Regions from separate parts of the Homo sapiens genome. Here region 1 is linked to region 2. Evidence: chromatin loops called from intact Hi-C (ENCODE). Cell type or tissue: mesothelial cell of epicardium. All regions are shown on one strand. Each heading gives the region's core, and the rest is flanking DNA. Links, peaks and the distances in the headings are about the cores only. Region 1 holds the start of HLA-DPA1 (major histocompatibility complex, class II, DP alpha 1). Region 2 has its middle 20 kb from the start of HCG24.

Evidence for each region. Peaks named below come from ENCODE experiments on the same cell type or tissue, not always from the same donor. Only the 100,000 strongest peaks of a DNase experiment are listed, where the experiment ranks them.
Region 1: it touches region 2 in a loop (25-fold over the local background); 4 of 110 quality-filtered maps call a loop at or near these places.

The regions. Positions count from the first base shown.
Region 1 is chr6:33,068,879-33,076,878 of GRCh38, forward strand. It overlaps HLA-DPA1 (major histocompatibility complex, class II, DP alpha 1), which reads right to left and starts at 4,771. Exons shown (of 5, transcript NM_033554.4): 1 at 4,593-4,771; 2 at 763-1,008; 3 at 141-422. The coding sequence starts at 4,692. HLA-DPB1 (major histocompatibility complex, class II, DP beta 1) reads left to right here and starts at 7,112. Exons shown (of 6, transcript NM_002121.6): 1 at 7,112-7,263. The coding sequence starts at 7,164. In mesothelial cell of epicardium, for the core only: no CTCF peak of the experiment used is centred there; no DNase peak of the experiment used is centred there.
Region 2 is chr6:33,118,857-33,128,157 of GRCh38, forward strand. It overlaps the pseudogene HLA-DPB2. Among named protein-coding and RNA genes, the nearest start is that of HCG24, 20 kb to the right of the region's middle. In mesothelial cell of epicardium, for the core only: CTCF peaks have their summits at 5,039 (motif pointing right) and 7,399 (motif pointing left); a DNase peak (open chromatin) is centred at 7,439.

The sequences.
Region 1 (8,000 bases), core at 1-8,000, 51 kb before region 2:
GAAGGTTATGGACCAGTTAATTGGATGTTAGGACGAGGAGAGGACTGAGACCCAGCCAGTGCGGAAAGCTGGTGCAGAGGACACCAGGTCTTTGGAATAGAGGATGCCAGGAGATTATGGAGAGAAAAGCAGTTGCATACCCCAGTGCTTGAGGAGCGGCTGGTCCAAGCCCCAGTGCTCCACCCTGCAGTCATAGAAGTCCTCTGCTGAGGGCACAAAGGTCAGGTAATGGAACTTGTGGAAGCTGTAATCTGTTCTGGGCAGGAAGAGGCTCTCAGCGACACCCTCAGTGACCAGCTCCCCGTTGCACAGCCACGTGACGTTGAGCACTGGTGGGAAGAACTTGTCAATGTGGCAGATGAGGGTGTTGGGCTGGCCCAGCTCCACAGGCTCCTTGGGAAACACGGTCACCTCAGGGGGATCTGGAAGGAGACAGCACCAGGTTAGGCCCCTCTTCTGGGATGAATCACAAAGGCTCCACCTCTTAGGGGAGGGTGGTCCTCTACCTCAGCCTTAGATTTTATGGCAGCTCTGAATCACAGAGAGGGGTATCACACCACTGACCAGCCTCACTCTGCTCACCTTTCTCTCTCCTGAGAAGAGAGGATGCAAGCCCTTGCTGTAGTGGGATCAGCCCATGGCCACTAGGGGAAGAGGATCACACAGCAGGGGGCACTTAGGCTTCCTAGTCTGAGGGTGGCAGAGAGGCCCTCTCATCCCTTCCAGTTGGGCTACAGAGGAAGAGGCAAAGATAGGGCGTACCGTTGGTGGCCTGAGTGTGGTTGGAACGCTGGATCAAGGTATTCAAGTTGTTGTTCAATATAGCAATGTTAGCCAGCCCGCCCTGAGCCTCAAAGGAAAAGGCTTGGCCAAACTCCTCCAGATGCCAGACGGTCTCCTTCTTGTCCAGATCCACATAGAACATCTCATCTTCATCAAATTCAAACATAAACTCCCCTGTTGGTCTATGCGTCTGTACAAACGCGGCATAAGTTGACACATGGTCCGCTGCATAAAGACAGTAGAGAAAAACACGACAAAATGTCAGTTTGAATATGCAAGTGGTCAAAGCTAGAGAATGAATAAAGACTTATGAATATAAAAAGGAAGAAGGTAAGAGGTCAAAGGAAGGACATATGGGGAAGAAGAAGGAGCAACACCATAAAGGAAATAATACAGAGCAGATGAGCAGTTATAAAAAGAAAGGAGCAAAGAACAAAATGAAAAGTTTATCACTGATAAGTCAAGCTGCTTCCTGGTCTTTGAAAGTCTGGGCATCCTGACCCTACACAATAGTAATAGTAACAATGACAGCTAACATTTGTTGAGCACTTACTTGTGCCAGGCATCCTTCTAAATACTTTACATATTTCACTCGCTGAATTGTCACAATAACCCTATGAAGCAAATACATATCATACATTTTACAGGTAAGGAAATGCAGGGAAGTTACATATTAATAACTTGCTAAGGTCATACGGCTACTGGCGGAACTAGTAGAGAGGTTTTCTCTCCCATTAAGATCTTAATTTTTCTATGACACAGATGTAAAATTGTTTTTAGAGTCATGGGGGTGGGGGAATGGACATTTTCTTTTTCTTATTATAGAAAAGGTAGAAAAAAATACAAAATTGAGAGGAAGAAGAAAATATCCTTCAAATTTTAGGGCTCTTGACAGTTTTAAAGTTTCTGTCTTAGTTTATGAACATGAAACTGTAGAATGTATAGCTTTGTTGATAATATTTTTCATTTGGGGCATATAAATTCAAAAGTACAGTACAGTTATTTTGGCATTTGTTCCAAACTTTTGTTTCCTTTTTAAAAATATTTCAACATTTATTTTATGTTCAGGAGTACATGTGCAGGTTTGTTGTATAGGTAAACTCATGACTTGGGGGTTTAGTGTACAGATTATTTCATCACACAGGTACTAAGCATTCTAAACTTTTCTTACATTTATATTTTGATTTTTGTTTTAGAGGCCAACTAGAAATTATTGCTGAGTTTGGAACACCTGTAGGATTTAATTTATTTTGTTTCTTAGTCTTTATTAGTTTGTAAGAATTAGCAAAGATAAGAGGATAAAAGCAACTATTATCATGAAAGAAAACGATGAATGTGTATGTGAAAGTCTGGGTTTAGAATGATAAATGCATCAGAGTGAGAAGGAACTACGGGACTCTTCTGCTCTCACCTCCCAACTCACAGATTTCCCTGTGAGTTTTCAGCCCTGACATGTGGGGACCCAGTCTGTGCTTGGCCACTTACAGTGACAGGAGAATGACTCCTTGCCACTGTAATTGTAAGTGTCTAGAGGGTATGACCTGTGTCTTATTTTTCACTGAGAATGACTCCCTGACACAGTAAGTGGCCAAGCAAAGAGTGGTATTTGAAACTAAACAAAACAAATCCTATAGGTATTTCACTAGGAAACTTAGCTTGCTCCTCAGTTTAAAGGACTCAAAGGACTCATCAGGAAAAAGAGGGTAAAATAAAAAGACACAAAGTCCTCTAGCAGTTATTGGAAACTCATCTTCTTAATACATGAATGTCCCTTGTACTTTTTAAAATGCTTTTTAAAAAACACTTTCACAAGTTCTGCAGTCCAAAGATCAGCCAGCTATGGAACAGATTATTTTTCTTCAAAATATCATTTCCATTCAGACAAAAATATGTATTAAAAGACTACTATATGTCAAACACTGTTAGATGCTAAATACCCAAATAAAAATAATACATACGTCCTGTTCTGCAGACGCGTATAAGTCACAGAAGGAAACACAAGTGACAGGACAACAGCAGGTTCAGAAGGATAAGTGCAGATACGTAGGTATACACAAGATGCGACCAAACAGCACATCAGGGAAGGCTTCCTGGGGAACAGATGGCTTCAATGTAGGCATTCAGAAAACAGGGCAAAAGCCACTTCTCTCAGGGAAGACAGCCTGACCGGGAGAAGATACTGAGTTTACTGTGGGGCTATTGCACTTAGAAGACCTGAAAGTCATCTAAGGAGAAATAATACATAGATATTTGTGGATTATGGGTGGTCTCAGGAGAGGAATTTAGGCCATAGAACTGAGAGTCATTAGTGGCAGGTGCAGGTTAAATAAGATTTTCCAGGAAGAGTGCCAAAAATCAGAATTGCCGAGATCTCAGGGTATAATGAGAGAACATGATAGTTAAGAGGTGGTTTAAAAGATGATAAGGAGGATCCAGGTAAACAGGAGAAAAATAAGGACAGGGTAGTTCATCAGAAAGAAGTGGATTATAGTGCAAATGTTATTAGTAACTCAAGTCAGAGGCACTGAGAAGAACCCACTGAATTTGACCTTCTGTAGAGGTTCCTGATGGCCAAGATGAGAGGATCCTCAGGGATGTACCAGAGACAAGTCAGAAGCTTAGCTCCACGTGTGAGGACACAAAGAAAGTGTCTCTGGGACAGGATGCAGACTGAAGGCAAGGTTGTTTTTTATCAGTTGGTTTGCACTTATGTTTTTAAGGTAAATGACATGTTTAAATGTTAAGAGACTGGGCAGGGAAGCCCTGAAGAGACAGCTGAGCTCATTAGGAATTTCTACCAAGAATACTAAAAAGTATTTGCATCTATGAAGAGAAGCCTATTGTGGTGTTTATTATAACATAACATTAGAAATAACTCAGGTGACCGCGAACAGGGCAATAGATACTTCTGGTTCTACCCAGCCTGACCTCCTCTTTATTCTACACATCTTAAATAAAACTGTCTGAAGCCAGTGTGCATCTTGTACGTTATGGATTCTAACCTTCCCCATCACTAGATTTTGGAATGACAGCATCATGCACAGGCTTGATGTCATTCTCCCTGATTTCAGCTACAGGAAAAAGGAGCATTCACTACGGTCCATCTCTGGCTGAGTCCTTGCAGCTATCAAAAGTCTAGGCCTCCCTTGCAGTCCTGAATCTCTCAGAACCCGAATCACAAGGCTATCAAGACCATGCAACCCTGCTGTCTTGAGAGAGGAAAGCTTGTGACCACCCACAAAGACCCAGGAAGAGCCCTAGGGTCCTAGAAGAGAGGGAGGATACAGAAACACTCTTTGCACTTCGTCTCCTAATGCAGAGTCCATAGCTCGGAGTTCCTGTAAAGCAGCCACAAAAGATAGAGGCTGGGGATCCCAGAGAGATAGGAGGGCCCTGATAGTAGGTCACTGTGTGCAGGAATCTGGGGAAGGCAGTGTATGACCCTCAGAGCTGGGTCTGGACTTCAAACTTGGCTCGTTGATCTGCTGTGTAACCTTGGAAAACTTATTCATCTTTTTGAGCTTCAGTTTTTTCAAAATAATTTCTAAATAAAAGGAATAATTTCTAAATGAATGGAATATTATCTTCATTGAAGATTCCTGTGAGATGTAAATGGGGAAAGAAACTATGCAGGAGTCTCATAAATTCTGGCTGTTATTGCTGTTATTATTATGAGGGCCAGAGGGAACATAGACTATGAGGACCAGATAGATCAATGAGCCCCTAAAATCTGTGATCCCTGAAGCAGCAATTGATGTGAACCACCCCATCACTCACCCCGACGCTCCTGCGTCCTCCTGAGCACTCACCCTTGATGGCCCCAGCTCCTCGGAGACTCAGCAGGAAAGCCAAGGAGAGGGCTCTCAAGATCACAGCTCTGATATGGAACATTCTGTCTTCAGGGCGCATGTTGTGGGGTCTATAATTGATGACTGTGAGCACAGGAACAGTGATGAGGAACTGAGGCCGAGTGGAGGCAGATGAGACTGAAACTGTGGGCCTCTAGCACTGGAAATGGGTGGAGAGGAATCAGCATGGCTGGGATTCACCTATCAGAGAAATCATAGAGCTGACATTCTCTGTTGCTGGGTAAAGAGGACGCTGGAAGGTGCTGGGGAAGAGATGGGAGAATTTTAGGTACCAGCGTGGTCAAGAGAGCTCCAGTTCACAGTTCATTTTCAGAGTTAGAGAAAGAGATGTAAAAAGATAAGTTACACCTTCTTCTGACGGCAAATGTTTTCCATTATGTTCCTTCTCCCGAGCCCCACCCCCATCCCAGACAGTCAGATGATCTTTGATGTTTTTTGGTCACTATATTTTAAATCATGTTTTATGTTATGTTGTCAATATTTTACAAAAATATTCTGCTGATAATTAAGAATGAATGTGCTATCTAATAAAATATATAATTAATCTTTCTTTCAGGTCCACCTCCCTGAGATACCTCCTTTTTATTTAATCATTTCTGCAGAAGTGTTATAATTTCTATTTAGAGGTTTTAATTAACTTGAATGAAGTTGATCTTTAATTGTTTATCTATTCCTGGTTACCTTTGTTAGTGAAATTTCTAGATAATTTTTATTTTTCAGATTTCTTAGTATTTGATTTTTCCTGGTATTTAAACAGTGTAATAACATTTTTATCTTTAAATTACTAGTCTTGTTATTTCATTTTCATATAAGAATACCCAGGACAGCATTACCTGTGGTAACAATGTGCGCCCATATTTTGATCTTGTTTTTAAGAAGGGTTTCTCTAATGTTTTTCTGTTACAGGTAATGTTAATTTTTTATTTTATATTCTCTTTACCATATTTAAGAAATACTTTTCTAGTCTCATTTTAAATATTTCAATTTTGAGCTATTTATTTGATACTCATAGAGAAGGTCACAAAACATTTACTATTTAATGTAATGATGAAGTACATATATTACGTTAATATTTTATCTTATTTGTGGTAGCCTTACCTTGCATAAATAATAATTACTAACAGATTAGGACATGAGAGATTCTGTTATTAGTGCTTTGCATGCATTACCTCATTTAAACCTCATATTAAACCTGAGGGAGGTATTATTAATGTCTACTGTAAAAATAAATTACCTGAGACATCGAGGAAGTATTTGTCTAATTATCTATGGCAGGTAAATGACAAGGAGAAAAGTCCCACCCAGGCAGTTACTAAAAAAACTGAGTTTTTCTCCACAATCCTCTCCTGGCCCCTTAATCCTACTAGACACCTTCTACTACATAATTATTTTCTTCTCTTGCATTTTACATGCTAGCCTTCTATTTACATTTTAATATTGATTTAAAGAAATGATGCCAATTTGATTTTTTTTGAAATTAGAATTGGTGGTCCAACAGGATCACATTTATAAGTGTCTAAAGTAAGAAGTAATGTTCTTTGAAAGTTTGTAAAAATATTCACTCTAAACAAAATAGAATCAGATGCTTTGAAGGAGGTGGGGTCTTTGATGATTTTTTTTCACTTTCTTCCTTATTTACCAGTCAATTTATATTCTCTATGGACTTTATTTTTCCAAAGCAATTTCAGACCTATTGATCTCATTTGATCTTAAGAGCTTTGCTATAAGGCAGGTTATATCATCCCCATATTGAAGACAAGGAATCGAAGTCCAAGAGAGGCAGTGTCGTTAAAGCTGCATATTTACATGGTAGGGTAGGTGGTGTGTCCACGCTCCCAGTGTAAGGTCCCTAGACTGAGCCCTCCTGACCCTGATGACAGTCCTGTGGAAGAACCTGGTAACTCCTGCACATCGCAGGACTCACAGACCTCTGGGAGAAAGTAAATATGAATGGGTGCTAATCTTAAACACACCCTTGGACAAAGGCAAGACAGACAGACTCAGACCTCATTTGAGTTCTGAGATGGGTACTCTAATCCCTCTAAGTCATGCCACTGAATGACCTTTTACACACTAAGATAGCACTTTTTCCACAACAGACCATGTCCTGTGGGTGTGTGAGGTGTGGCAGAATTGGGGAAATGATAATCCCTGTAGATGGGCCAGCAGAATATTTGAGATCACCTTCAGAGCAAAGAAAACGCATAATCTCCCCAAACATCATGACTTATCTGACTGGTTAAAATGAGTATCACTGTCTTTCCTCCGTCATCTTAAGTGCATCACAGGCTTTATATTTTCAGACCTTTCATACTAACTTTCTGCCTAGTGAGCAATGACTCATACAAAGCTCAGTGTCCATTGGTTCTTTTCTCAGACTCTGTCCAATCCCAGGGTCACAGAAGACTACTTGGGTTCATGGTCTCTAATATTTCAAACAGGAGCTCCCTTTAGCGAGTCCTTCTTTTCCTGACTGCAGCTCTTTTCATTTTGCCATCCTTTTCCAGCTCCATGATGGTTCTGCAGGTTTCTGCGGCCCCCCGGACAGTGGCTCTGACGGCGTTACTGATGGTGCTGCTCACATCTGTGGTCCAGGGCAGGGCCACTCCAGGTAAGAGCCGAACTGCCATTCTTGGAGGGTCTGGCTCAGGGAACAATTCCTAGGGGACGTTATCTTTAAGGGATCAAATTCTGAGACAGGCTGCGGGGGCTCCTGCCCTAAGGCAGTGTCCTCTCTTCCCAGCTAGAGAAAGAGGTTCATCCCCTATAGGATAGCTTGCTACCCTACTGGCCTATTCTCTCTCCAAGGACATGGGTACAGTAAACAGAGAGAGGTGCCCAGTGGTCAGTGTCTTTGGGGAAAATGGGACCAAGAGGTCCTGGATAACCTTGGACAGACAAGGTTTGCAGAGAGAGAAGTTGGCAAGTGCAGGCTCCTGGGCGTGTTCATGTCTGCATCCAGCCTGGAGGGGACTCAGGCAGAGAGCCCTAAGCTGGAGTGTCCAGGCTCTGAGGATCACTGAGGATTCAGTGCTCACGAAGAATGCCTCTTATTCCCCAGGGTGGAGCAGGAGCCCACATCCCTTGGACAATTAAGGAGAGAAGGGAGGGAGGGGGATAGGTTTTAGCCCCTGAAGGCATTCTCATTAAAGGTACTTCTCCCAGCCTCCCCAGAACTTGGTTAGGGTACTAGAGTGGGTTGCGACTTGTAGGAAGAATGAGATGAGGTTGTGTGGGTGCATGACAGGGATTGAGTGTAGGTTATCAGACAGCCAAGGAAGCAGTAACCAAGTGAAAAATCTCTTCTTCCTGCTGCCTCCCTGTGGCTGGTGTAATATTATGGCATCT
Region 2 (9,301 bases), core at 656-8,655:
GATTGGGAGAAAAACGTTATTGGGTGGCTAAAATAACTTTGGTGTTAATCTTGGCAATTCCTTTCCTTTAATTATTAAATTTCTTAATTATTAAATTCTTTCATGACTTTCACAGACCCTCTTACAATGTACTCAACTTTCTGACTTGTCTTAAACAACCAGTCATTTCCTTTTAGGACAAGAATTTACTATACAAGATCCTTTCTTATATAAAATCCCTTTATTTGTAACCTTCTTTCCATAGCTTAGAGTGCACCATTTACCAATCTTCAATAAAAAAGTCCTATCAAACTTAGTGATAGTAAAATTTTCATGCTTACTTCTTGTCTGTAACTATTACTCCTGCTATAAGCAAAACAAACTTGACCAAATCCTTCCTGCAATTATTAATTCTGTCATAAAGATGATAATTAGGCAAAATATTACAGGAATTAGAATTTTACAACCAGAATTCCACATTGTGGGTGCCACAGTATACAGTTCTATTGCAAATAACAGCATGATGATAACAATTCCCACAAAAGTGACGTAGTAAATAATTTCCATTTAAAACTTTACTTGCCAAGATATAATGTTTCCCTTTGGGGATTTACAAAGTAACAAATGCAGTCCCATGTATAATTAAAATCTCTCTGCAAATATGCATTAAAAAAAAGTTCTAATACTGAGCAGTGAATTTTGAGAGGAAAGGTAGAAATGATAAAGAGTACCTGGTGAGGTAGGATTGGCGCTAAGGCGAGTAGCCCTCACTCATTTACTTACCTTTTATGATTTTCAGCTTAAGATCTTCTATATCTCCACATTGATATTCAGGATGTTCCTCTGGGCTGTCAAAGGTTGCTCCCTCAGCTTTTCAGGCTTTGACTTGAGTGTGATATATTCAGAGGTTGATACTTGTAACTTTTACTGCTGGGGGGGTTGAAAGAAGAATTGTGTAGGGCCCTTCCCAGCCTGGCTTAGGGAAGGAGAGAGAGATGAGTTTTCACCAATACCAAATTTTCTGGTGGTCCAATTTCCTGGGGTTGGCCTTTGGCTAGTTGTGTCAATTTCTGTTGGAAGTGAGCTAGAGAGGTTACATTTTTAAACAACTTAGAGGTTTTCTGCCTGAAAACAATCTCTGAGCACACTGATGATAAGTTTTATCCTTTCCTATGTGAAAAAGCTTGGTGAAGGATTTTAAGGACTTTCCATTGACTGGAGGCCAGTAAATGGAGTTTGTCATCCTCAGGGCTGGAATACCCTTAAGAAGTGGCTTATTTTATTTCTGCAGGGGAATACTGAGGTTTAATTTCTTTTATGGAGGCTTCCGAGATTAAAAGGGCTTGAAGTGTGTTAATGCCTTGAGGCTTCCCTGCCGCCTGCTTAGCTCCCTGCTCAGCTAACCTATTTCCTTTGGCTACTTCATCTGTTCCTCTTTGATGTTCCCTATAATACATTACTGCTATTTTTCGTGAAAGGAAAACTGAGGATAATAACCTGTTAATTTCCTGGTGATATTTTATAGGAGATGCTTTAGTGGTAAAAGAATGTCTTTCCTTTTAAATAGCAGCATGAGCATGGAGAACTAAGAAAGCATACTTGGAGTCAGTGGAAATGTTAGCTATCTTTCCCCTGCTTAATTTAAGTGCACTTGCAAGAACTATTAGTTCAGCTAATTGAGTGCTTGTGTCTGGGGAGAGACATTAGAGTGACTATTGCTTGTCCTGCCTTATGTATTTCTTGCTTTACCTGCTGTTTGTTAGCTAAAGTCTCCCCTAGAGGACAGTAATCCTGCTACATTATGTGGGGTGTAAACAGTTAAATTATTTCCTAGGGTTAATTTGGAGGCTTTTTTGACTAGTAGAGCCACCGTGGCAATGGCTTGGAAGCATGTGTAAACAATAGGTCCTCCTAACTGCAATTAGGAGGTTGAGAAAAATATTGGAATAGAGTTTTTCCTGAGACACCCCTTACACTCACGCTATGGGAAGAAGAGAGGCCTGGATTAAAGAGGAGAAAAGAGAGAGAGACTGGCTCGAGTGTTTAGAAGGAGGTCTAGTTTCCTTCCTTCAATTTCCAGAATCACCTGGTGGCTCCCGTGCTGTAATGGCAGTTTGAGCCACTGGAGCTGGGGTTTGAGCCCCAGGACCCATCAGTCCTGCTGGACCATCTGTGAGACTGGTTCTGACTCCAGTGACCTCCGTCTCCGGGGGCAGTTTGATTTCCAGTGGTCTCCACCACAGGCTGGATAGGGTTGAGGTGGCTTCCTCTTGCTGTTTGGGCACTCCTTTTTAAAATGCCCTGGCTTGCCACACTGATAGCAACTAGCGGATGCACCTCAGAAATCTTGGACTTTGCAAGCTTGCAAAGCTGCTACTAGAGCCTCTGTCTTTCTCCTGAGCTTTCTCTCTTTCTGGGGGGCCTCCTCCTGGTCCCTATTATAAGTGGCCACCCTCAGGAGGTTCCCCAAGGTGCTATCTGGTCCTATAGCGTGCTTCTACAGTTTCCTTCTAATATCAAGAGCTGCCTGTGTAATAAACTTGTCTTTACAATGAGCCATCCCTTGACTGAATTAGGGGCTAAGGAAGTGTGCTCTATTAGTGCCTCTCTCAGCCTTTCCATAAAAGCTGCAGGATTCCCATCTGGCTTTTGGTCTATCATAGACAGTTGAGAGGAATTAAGAGGTCAGGCCTTAGTTCTTCATAGACCCTCTAATATGCATATTTTAAAAATGCTTCCATTTCTATTCATTTGCAGAGCTACTGGGGTCCCAGTTGGGGTTGTCGAGAGGAACTGCTTCCCTTCCTACTGGGAATGGTGTTTCTGTTATTTTTTTCACTTTCCCTATCTCTTTTCTTCCCTTTTGGTGTATTATAGGAGATATGTTGCTCATCTCCAAAATTATCTGCTGCCTGCAGAGCTGCCTGCTTTTCAACTGCGGTTAGAGTTTGGTTTAGGAGCAGCATAACATCCTTCCATGTGAGGTGAAACACCTGAGTTAAATTCTGGACAGCTTCTATATACCTATTGGGGTTATCAGAAAATTAGCATAAGTCTTCCTTTGTTTGCCTAAGGTCCTGTAATGAAAAGGGAGCTTGAGGTTGAAGGGGGCCAGCCCCTCCACACCTGTGGGTATTTCTCATCAGGTGGGACGAGAGACTGAGAAAAGAAATAAGACACAGAGACAAAGTATAGAGAAAGAACAGTGGGCCCAAGGGACCAGTGCTCAGCATACAGAGGACCTGTGCCGGCTCTGGTCTCTGAGTTCCCTCAGTATTTATTGATCACTATCTCTATCATCTCAGTGAGGGGGATGTGGCAGGACTATAGGGTAATGGTGGGGAGAGGGTCAGCAGGAAAACATGTGAGCAAAGGACTCTGTGTCATAAATAAGTTTAAGGAAAGGTGCTGTGCCTGGATGTGCACATAGGCCAGATTTATGTTTGACTTTACACAAACATCTCAGTGCAGTAAACAGCAGTATTACCACCAGCATGTCTCACCTCCAGCCATAAGGCGGCTTTCTCCTATCTCAGTAAATAGAATGTATGATCGGGTTTTACACCGAGACATTCCATTCCCAGGGATGAGCAGGAGACAGATGCCTTCCTCTTATCTCAACTGCAAAGAGGCCTTCCTCTTTCACTAATCCTCCTCAGCACAGACCCTTTATGGGAATCAGCCTTGGGGACGGTCAGGTCAGGTCCCTTCCCACAAGGCCATGTCTCAGGCTGTCTCTCTCAGTGGGGGGAACCCTTGGACAATACCCAGGCTTTCTTGGGCAGAGGTCCCTGCGGCCTTCCACAGTGCATTGTGTCCCTGGGTACTCGAGACTGGAGAATGGCAATGACTTTCACCAAGCATACTGCCTACAAACACATTTTTAACAAAGCACACCCTGCACAGCCCTAAATCCATTAAACCTTGAGTCAATACAGCACAGGTTTTCTGCGAGCACAGGGTTGGGGCTAGGGTTACAGATTAACAGCATGTCAAGGCAGAAGAATTTTCCTTAGTACAGATCAAAATGGAGTTTCTTATGTCTTCCTTTTTCTACATAGACACAGCAACAGTCTGATTTCTCTTTACTTCCCCCATATTGGCAACCCTAAATAAGGGGAATTCTCAGATGGTTCCCTTGGAAATTGCCTTTCTAATTCTGGGGGATTATTTTCTATAGGCCTACCTGATATGCCTATTTAAAAAGCTGGGCTGATCTTACAGTGCTTGCAAAGGTTTAGTAAAAAAGCCATGCCCTTGTGCAAAAGAAAATGAGTCACTTTTCTCTTCAAAGTCCTGAGGTTAAAGGAGTTCCAGTGTTTCAGAGTGCACTCCAGAGGGGTGCAAGCTGAAGCTGGTCTGTCACCCATCTAGAAAAAGAAGTGAGAATAAAAGTATCCTTTCGTCCCCATTCTTTCATTGTGACCCAGGGTGGAGGAGAAGACAGTGGAAGTGTCCTCCCTACTGTTTTCTCTCCTTGGTTCCTGGGTCCTGGCAACGTGTTAAATGTACCACCCATGGTTGTAGGCGTGGTCCTCCAAGCCGTGGAACTGGATAAACTAAGTGATGGGATTAACCATACTTTACCCACACAACCTTAGCTTATCCACCTTATGTGATCCCCTTTGACGTCCTAAATTTGTGTGATCTGCCTGGCTCCCAGAAAAATGGATCTCCAGAGAGACTATGTCATCTTTGGGTAGGCTCCTTTAACGGAGGCAGTGTGCTAGATTGCCTGCCATTACGGCCCATGCTAAGACATTTACCCTTAGCAAAATGGCTCTGGTTAACTTCCGAACCTAAAATCCCCTTGCTAATTAAGTACTATCCTAATTGGAGACGGAAATGAACGTAGGAACCTAATGGCTGTTTTTCCTGCTGATGAGACAGTATCAGAACTAAAATTTCACTACAGAGGACATTTTACTCCAAACTGTTGAAGACAGTGCTTTCTCGTTCACAGAAGAGGCTTTTCTAGCGGCACGAAAGAATTTGGAAGCGGCAGTGTTACGGTAAAAAACCGACAAGGTGCCTGATGAAGAGGATTTTTATTTCCACTAGGTGGTGCTGTTGGCTTAGCACTACCATGTGCTCGCCAGAGAGGATAGAGAGTAACAGTTACTGCCTGTGGCATTTGCCGATCTTCCCTAACAGGAGTGTTTCCCTGAACTGTAAAACTTCCCGCAAATTGCACACACAGAGAGAGAGGACAGGAGACATAGTGACCACGGATACAAAGGAAAGGAAAATTTTGCAACGGGTTAGCTGGAGATCCATTACCAACACCTGGACAGGCTGTCGGAGGCTGCGTTCAGTCCAGAAGCCTTTGAATAACACCAGGGTGTGCCCTGGCCAGAAATTTTCAGTTGCCCCAAGACTTTCCCAGCCTCATGCGATGGTGAAGTTCTCCATGAAAGGAAACTGGTATGAAGAGATTCTTGAGATTAAAGAACAGATTTGACGTTTGCTCTATACTCACCACTCCGATGTTTCTATCTTCCATTCTGATTTGGATCCCGGATGAGCTCCCAAAATGAAACAGCTCCACTGTCTAGGGTATATACCCTGGTTCTTTACCATAGCCGAAAAGAATTCACAGCACGGACACACACAAGGAGTGGGTTTAGGAGCGGAAAGTTTAATAGAAAAGAGGAGTGAGAGGAAAAGCTTCCTAATGCTGATAAGGCAGGTCACCCAAGAGAGGGTCTCCTGTTTCTGGTGGAAAGCAATTGGTTTTGTACAGAGGCTTGAGGAGGCAGTGATTGATTTACATAGGGCTCAGGGGATTGGTTTGACCAGGTGTGTCATTTACATAACCTGCAAAAAGACTGGCCTTCCCACCCTAGTATTTTATTATACAAATGCGGCCTCCACCTGGTGGCGGCCATGATACCTGTACACGTGCTTTAACCTGGAGGCTGCCTTGACACCTGTAAACGTAGAAGGGAAAGAGGGTGAGAATAGCCATATTGAATTACCTGACTTCCAGGAACAGCTGCCAGCATTTACATAAAAGCTTCTAGTTTGCATATCTATGCCTGAGTTTTCAGGCTGCTTTCTGTTAGAGAAAAAATGGCTTGGGGCTGCTTTTTATTAAAGGAAAATTCCACCCAGAACTTTTACCCTTTTTAGCTGCCTAAAAATAATCTCTTAATAACTCGTGTATTAATTTGGCCAAGAGAGAAATCCCGTGAAGGAGACCAAAAAGCACCAGTGAGCCTCTCACTAAACAAGGACCTTTGTCCTAGAGAAAGAGGAAAGAATGAAGGGGGAGGAGGAGGAGGCTCAGGAGGTCACACCATTGATCCCTCTGTTCCTGGGAAAGTGAAAGGAAGGTCATCTGATAAGAGGGAGAAGATGCACACATTGAGTAAGGATGAGGAGAGTGACATGGGTTTAGGAAAGTTGCTGGCGTAATTGGTTGAGAGAGGTGTCCAAATAAAAGTAATACAATTTGCAAAATCTGTCACTAAGACTTCATAGAGGCCCAAATCAGCGACATGGCAGCATTTTCTTTCATGGTAATCAGCTGCCAGATTGCAGAGACCCCCTGATGCCAGACTAAGGAGTGTGGATTTCTCCTCTAGGCCAGCAGGTCCCCAACCTCACTGCTCAGAAGACTCTCCTTGAGATCCTCTGTGAAGCAAAGATTCCCCCAGACTCACTGCCTAGAGATTCAGATTCCCTAGGTGGGGAGGTCTGGAGATCTGTGTTTTTAATCAGCTCCCAAGTGATTCCCATGTAACCAGATAAGTGTCAGAACACTGAAGATTTTTGAAAATCTTCAGAAATCTTAAAATGACAAGGCTGGAGGCCGGGCGCGGTGGCTCACGCCTGTAATCCCAGCACTTTGGGAGGCCGAGGCGGGTGGATCATGAGGTCAGGAGATCGAGACCATCCTGGCTAACAAGGTGAAACCCCGTCTCTACTAAAAATACAAAAAATTAGCCGGGCGCGGTGGCGGGCGCCTGTAGTCCCAGCTACTCGGGAGGCTGAGGCAGGAGAATGGCGTGAGCCCGGGAGGCGGAGCTTGCAGTGAGCCGAGATTGCGCCACTGCAGTCCGCAGTCCGGCCTGGGCGACAGAGCGAGACTCCGTCTCAAAAAAAAAAAAAAAAAAAAAAAAAAAAAATGACAAGGCTGGAAATCTGTTTTCAGAAGACTGTGAAGTCAGTTGGAGAGAGCAGGAACCAGAGGCAGGGAGATGAGATAAGAAACTGCTATTATTGTCCAGGGAAATCATAATAAGGGCATGAATTAGAATAAAGAAAAACACAGGGGTAGGGGAGACGGAGGAAAGAGGAGGATAGAAGTTCTGGCCATTCCAGTGTGGATGCCCACCCAAATCTAGAATTAACTGAGCAAAGGCAACTAGAACAAACAGGAATCCTTGCCTTGGTGAAATATATTTGAACTGGGTCAGAAATGAGGCCACTGGGTATCAAGCCTTAGCTGCAGCGCCCCCTGGAGGTCTCTGATGTGCTCCAGGCTGACCAGCTCCCGTCAAAGAAGATGGAGCAAAGTGCTTCTCATGGAATGTTCTGGGACCTTAAAACAGACAACCATATATCCCATGACTTTCATGCTTCCCAGGACACCTATGGGGAAGAAGTTCCACTTAATCTACAGTTGGGATTCAGACATGGGCTGACCAGTCTGATGGATGTTGAGTTTATGGAGGTGGTTGAAGTAGAACGAGAGCCAAGTGCCTCTGAAATAAAATCACATCGAGGGAAGAGGCTGTGAATGTGAATAATCCTGGACACAAGGCAAAAATGCCATAGGGAGTAAGGGTTGGGGGTTAGTTAAAGACTGTTCATTTACCTGGCCCAGGCCCATGTCAGTGTATTTGTGTTCTCAAGAACAGAGTAAATAAGGACCTAGAAGCTCTGATTTGGAACATTCCTGTAATTGAGCTGTTCTCTAGGGGCAGTTGGCCCTTTTCTGCCTTCTGTGGAGGAAAAGGGTACTAGTGGCTGAGGTCCAAAGGAAAAGCTGCAGGTGGTAGCGTGGAAATTGATCTGTAAGCGGCAGAAAAAGAGGGGGCAAAAATAGAGAGGTGCCAAGGCACAGCCAACACCTGGTTATCTGAGAACCTCAATGGATGTGACAACACAGTGCAGAGGAGGAACTTAGGGAAAAGGATGGGATTTCTACTATTTAAGCATGTAGGGGCTCAGGATATTATGTAAATAGGACGATTTTGAGTGTTTGTAGGCGAGGCCAAAAAATCCATAGGTTACTTGCAGAATAAGTCACGTCAAGCTCACTTTATTTTCTTGATATATTTATGAAATATAGTTATTGGATTAATAGACCATGAGAATGTTGTTTATATATATATTAATTTCAAGAAATCATTTGAGCAAATTTTTCATCTTTTGCATCAGGATAGAGCACTCAAAAGATAAGGTAGTGTCGCTGCTGATTAAATATTCTTTGTCCAAAGGCTGTTAATCAGTGGCTGATAGATAAGATTTCTTTTAAATGTGCTACAAACTGGTAAGTTTGTGTGCCTCCTATTCTTCTCAATACTATTTCTATAGTTTCAATACTCCCCTTATCTGCTGACCTAATCACATCATTCCTACTTTTTTTTTTTTTTTTTTTTTTTTTTTTGAGATGGAGTTTCACTCTTGTTGTCCAGGCTGGAGTGCAATGGTGGGATCTTAGCTCATGCAACCTCTGCCTCCGGGGTTCAAGCGATTCTCCTGCCTCAGCCTCCTGAGTAGCTGGGATTACAGGCATGCACCACCACACCCAGCTAATTTTGTATTTTTAGTAGAGACAGGGTTTCTCCATGTTAGTCAGGCTGGTCTCGAACCACCTGCCTCAGCCTCCCAAAGTGCTGGGATTACAGGTGTAAGCCACTGCGCCTGGCCATCATTCCTATTTTCAACATCTAGAAATCAATTCCATAATGAGCATGTCTAAGAAATAATAATCTCAAATGCTATTCCACTTTTCCACTTCGCCACTCCTAGTCCAGCCTAGGGTGAACATCTCCCCTCCAAGAAGGAGCCCCAGCAGCACCACGACCTGCTTGTCTACCACGTGACAGATTTCTACCCAGACAGCATTCAAGTCCGATGCTTCCTGAATGGACAGGAGGAAACAGCTGGGGTCGTGTCCACCAACCTGATCCGTAATGGAGACTGGACCTTCCAGATCCTGGAGATGCTGGAAATGACCCCCCAGCAGGGAAACATCTACACCTGCCAAGTGGAGCACCCCAGCCTGGACAGTCCTGTCACCGTGGAGTGGAGTGAGGGTCTGATGACCCTCTAGACTCCACCTCTGAAGAGCAGGGGACTCTCTGGCTCT